Regions from separate parts of the Homo sapiens genome. Here region 1 is linked to region 2. The links are chromatin loops, found by intact Hi-C in ENCODE. Cell type or tissue: Calu3. All regions are shown on one strand.

Region 1 (2,500 bases), 190 kb after region 2:
ACCTTTCCTTTGCCTGGAGGAGGGGCTGCCCTTCATCTTTTTCTCCTGAAGCCAAGCTTTCTTTCATGCTCCCAAAATATTTTCATCTTCCCTCCTCCCCTCTCTCTAGATATTCTGCTTGTACCTTTCTTATGGCACATATTCCAGCTTAACTTATATTACCGTAATTCGGGGACATGGGTTCTTTCTTATTTTCCTTACCCCATTGCAAATTTGAGAGCCAGAGTCATGCCCTGTTCATTTCCGTAGTTGCCCCTGAGACCTAGCCAAACAGCTGGCACATAGTGGATGCTAAATCCCCATGCAGTGAATGAATGAATGTGGCTATCACTTAGGATATTTTCCAAAAGCCGTATGTACAATATATTTCTTGGCCTGTCTCTCTTGTCTACATAATGATACAAATCAAGGAAGGCCCTAACGAGTCCCATGTTGATTGTGGGGCATATGACTAATCCCGTAATACACTTGGACTGCTTTATGAAAGCACTTTTCAAACAGCTTTATAGCATATCTAGGCCACAAGGTTGGGAATAGATACCTAGAGATTTATTGGATCATTAAATGAACTAGGGAACAATAGGCATTGTGTTAATTTACACACACAGTGGGAGAGATCCAGGACACCTAAACCATCCCCATGTTAAAAATCAGCCCTCAGGCCCCATATAGTCTGCAACTCACCCAAAAGTACCCCCACGAGGTACACAGGAGCCTCTCCCCAGGCTCATGGAAACAGCAACAAAAGTCTTAAAGTCTTAAGTCCACCACAAAGATCTGATCGGTGTAGGTGGGGGAGGATGGGTGGTGGGAGAGAAGAGAGGAATTGTCAAAAGTGCAGTGATTTAGTGTCTGTCTCTTTCTTCCCTTCTCCCTCCCTCCCTCCCATCACCCTGCCTCCTGCACAAGGAACTATTGAGAAGGCACAGAACAAACGCTCCCTTATGCGGCTCCCACGGCGTCTCTCGGTTTGTCGGAGACAGCTGCCCAAAGCACGCTATGGTTACTCATTACCCGGGTTCCCAGGCAGGAAAAGGAGCAAACTTAATAGACTCGAACTAACCCTGAGCTCAAATACTCCAGCCATAAATAAATAAATAAGTCAGGTGTACCAGGGGAAGGGGAGGGAAGTGAACGGGGAATGGCTGGGGAGGGGTCGGCAGTGTAAGCGGACTGAGTGGGGCCGGGTTGCGGGGGCGGGGGTGGCGGTGAACACAACCCAAGAGTTTCTGAAAGGGGAGGGGAAGGATGGAGGGAGGGAGGAAAACTCTTTTCTCCCTTTGGAGGAAGGACAGAGGGTGTTTGTGTTGCTTGCTTGTCCCCGCCTGCAGAGTGGACGAGAGGCTCTCAGCTGGCCATCTGGGGACCTTGCGGAAAACTAGAACTTTGAGGGGAAAGGAAAGAAAGTCCTGTTTCTCCAGCGTGAGATGTGGCTGGGGTTTTGCTTTCCTCCTGACTCACAGAGTAAATGGTTTAGTTCATGGCCATCGAAGTGCCCATTGAACAGATGGGAAGGGCAAGGATGGAGAGAGAAGCAAAGGGACTGAGGGGCAGAGTGACTGTTGGCAGGAAGTCAGTCGTGCTCCAAAACTTTGAAGTCGTCTCTATGAGTGCTCCTCAACCCACACACTTTTGCCCCTCCCCCTACTCTGGAGACACTGGGCAACGTCTGGAGAGGTTTTTCATGGTCACAACTGGGAAGCCAGGGTGGTACTGGCATTTAGTTGGTAGAGGCCAGGATGCTACTCACCACGCTACAAGGCACAGGACAAAACCCTGTAATAAAGAATGATCCAGGCCGGGTGTGGTGGCTCATGCCTGTAATCCCAGCACTTTGGGAGGCCGAGATGGGTGGATCACCTGGATCACCTGAAGTCAGGAGTTCAAGACCCGCCTGATCAACATGGTGAAACCCCATCTCTACTAAAATTACAAAATTAGCCGGGTGTGGTGCCAGGCGCCTGTAATCCCGGGTACTCGGGAGGTGGAGACAGGAGAATCGCTTGAACCCAGGAGGTGGAGGTCGCAGTGAGCCATGATCCAGCCATTGCACTCCAGCCTGGGAAACAGAGCAAGACTCTGTCTCAAAATAATAATAATAATAAAGAATGATCCAGCCTCAAATGTCACAGTGCTGAGACTGAGAAATCCTGCTCAAGATGTAAGTCTCAGAACCCAACCTCCATCCCAGGCTGCCTCTAATTCTGCAGAGGGCATCTGTCAGTCCATAACAGGTCCATAAATTCACTCCTTCTTCCAGGGTGAAGAATGGAGAAAAATCAAAGAACAGCACATGCAACGATGCATTGGTGATCTCCTTCCTGCTAACCCTGTGGCCAAGAACACAAAGCAAACACGACCCCCAACAGAGAAGGCAGGGGAGGAGCCCACCAGTCAAACCAGCATTCCCTAGTCCCCGCCTGATCATTGAACAGACTTGAGGGGGCGCAGCATCTTTTACCTGGTCTCAGAATTTCTGCCAGTCTTGGCATGTTGGGGG
Region 2 (2,500 bases):
TGCATGGAACTATACAAAGCAAAATAAACCATGAGAAAGAAAATGCTAAGTCTGAGACTATTTGTATATTCAATGGCCATTTGCAGACCACCTCCTTGGTATACTGCACTATGGGATAGAATCTGACACTCTTCTGCAAGTCTCTCTTCTTTGATGGCAAGGTGACAAGCAGGGCATGGTCGCATGAGCCTGTAATCCCAGCTACTGAGGAGGCTGAGGTGGGAGAATCACTTGAGCTTGGGAGTTCAAGACCAGCCTGGGCAACATGGTGAGACCCCATCTTCAATTTTTTTAAAAAGCAGCAGCAGAAGCAGCAGGTGATAAACCAGGGCAAATCCTATGCCAGGAGACACCTAAATCAGCACCCCCAATGGTTATGTGACCTGAGAAAGGAACTCCATGCCACCAGAATGTCTAGATGAGCAGTTGGAGGGTCCCTTGGCAAAACCTAAGAGATGGGGTTCTGGGATCTATTTTTGCGCCTGCCCAACCCACTAAGAAAGGGAGAGAAGGCAGAGGAGCTGCTCTCTGCAGCTGCCAAGGGCAGGCTGTCTGCTCATGCTGGAGCCCAGACAAAGCACACCCACCCGGTGGTGATTTATCAGCCGTGGGAGGCCCAAGAAGCTCTTAAGCCGCAGGTGGGTGCCTGTAAAGCCACCCTCCCTGGGGAGCACAGACCTCAGGCCTTGCTCTGCTGCTAATCACCATAAGCACCCCGGTGCCTCAACCCCGATCTGGGTGGCCCTTAACCACTCCCAAAGCCCTGTCACATGCTCAGTGATCTCAGCCGGCCTCACATAAACCCTGTCAAGTAAGCAGGACAGGTGTTGTTATTATTCCCACTTTACAGATGGGGAAAACTCTGGGGGAGCAGTTCGATGGCTTGCTCAGGGCCACCCAGGGAGCACATGTCCCAATTCCTCCCATAGACTAGGCAGGCAAGTGGCATCGCCACTCCCTCTGTGCTGCCTGCCAGCACTTGAGGGTTTTACAAAGGTGGCAACAAATACCAGGGATGTCTCTTCCCCCTGGGCCCTGGGTCCCTTTTTGGACACTGGGGAGCCTGACTCACTAAAACTCCTGTGTCTTTCTGTTCAATCATCCTCCCTCCTCCTGCTTGACAGTTTGGAAGTGGAGGGGCAGGGCCCTGGCAGGAGTAGACATAGCTTGTGCCCAGGCTGAGCCTCCCCCAGGAGCAGTAAAACATGCCTTTTGGGATCTGAGAGGAGAAGCTGCCCATTCTGTACTTTTCCAGACGTGGAGAAAGAAAGGAGAAGGCAGAGCAGATTTGAACTCCTGGCTCAACTCACCAGCCCTGTAGAGGTCCTCAGAGATGAGCCTTGTATTTCACTAAGCAGCCCCAGGAAGCGGTTTGGGGGACTTCAGAGCAGAATGGAGCAAGAGGAACACTGCCCTTGTTGGGGGCCGGAAGTCGGTGGGGTGTGAGTTAGTGATCCTCAGGTCAAGGGCCTCCACGGGAGGATGGGACCCCTGGACCCACATAACCCACGCTTCCCAAAGGCCTTCACTGCAGATTCGACGGAGCCGCAGGAACCAGGACTCAGGAGGTGGCACCTGCAGGGCCGGGAGGAGAGGGACATGCAAATGAGGCCAGGCCATCCACAGCCCACTCCTCCTGGAAGCCCAGAGTCTGGCTGGCAACTTGAACCTGATCTTCTAAACAGGACAAAAAAAGAAAAAAAAGTTGTGATTTCCCCTGACCAACCCATTTCTTTTTCCCCCTTCCCCAACCCCTGTGGAATTTGCACCCTCAAGAGGCACCTGGGGAGCCACCAGCAACTAAGAGTTCAAGGGGCTCCTCTGCATTTGGGGTCAGGCAGAGAGGAGCCACAGCAAGGGAAGGTGAGTGGACAGTTGCAAGCTGTGAAAAGCCAAGTTGCCTCCAGGCATCTAGGCCTGCGTTTGGTTCCCATGACACTCTTACTGGCAGCGTTAATAACTAACCACGTCCCAGACAGGTGCTGGCGGCCTAGCCTTAGGAGTTCTTGTTCAGGGCTGGAAATGAGTCACTTCCCTTTTATAGTTTGCTAGGAGACTGAGTCACCCAGGGGCCGACCCTTTCACACAAGTTCTCACACCCTGGCCAACTAATATCCATGTTCATACCCTAGACCTACCCATCTACCAGGTCAGCCAGGCCCAGTGGGGCTGACCCTCATGGTCTATGTCAAACAGCATCCCCAGGAGTGACCCAGTCCCTGCCTTTTCCCTTTGTCCCCCTACTCTCTCAATGGAGATGGCCCACTCACTGTCCCAAGAGGCAGCTCCTGCCTGGGCAGCTGTCTGAGAAGGACAGAGTCTGACAGGTAGGCGCCCATGCCCAAGGCCCAGTTAGATCCACCTCATCTTTGACCTTACTCTAAACATTGCTCTCATACGTCCTCAATCCTCTGTTTGGAAACCAAAAACACCAGAAGTGGAAAGTTCCAGAGCTGATGAACTAAAGGACAAAACTGCGATGCAGCAAGTCAGCTTCAAC

What was found. A loop is a pair of places that touch in the nucleus more often than their neighbours do. Peaks named below come from ENCODE experiments on the same cell type or tissue, not always from the same donor. Only the 100,000 strongest peaks of a DNase experiment are listed, where the experiment ranks them.
Region 1: a loop joins it to region 2, with 9 times the contacts of the local background. A loop is called at or near these places in 2 of 110 quality-filtered maps.

The regions. Positions count from the first base shown.
Region 1 is chr17:72,614,273-72,616,772 of GRCh38, forward strand. All of the region lies in intron 3 of LINC00511 (long intergenic non-protein coding RNA 511), which reads right to left. Among named protein-coding and RNA genes, the nearest start is that of LINC00673, 23 kb to the left of the region's middle. In Calu3, no CTCF peak of the experiment used is centred here; a DNase peak (open chromatin) is centred at 1,079.
Region 2 is chr17:72,419,390-72,421,889 of GRCh38, forward strand. LINC00673 (long intergenic non-protein coding RNA 673) reads right to left here. Exons shown (of 4, transcript NR_152516.1): 3 at 1,311-1,677. Among named protein-coding and RNA genes, the nearest start is that of LINC02003, 78 kb to the left of the region's middle. RefSeq lists enhancers at 1,558-2,500, 2,148-2,207, 2,258-2,387. In Calu3, a CTCF peak has its summit at 1,321; DNase peaks (open chromatin) are centred at 762, 1,642 and 1,982.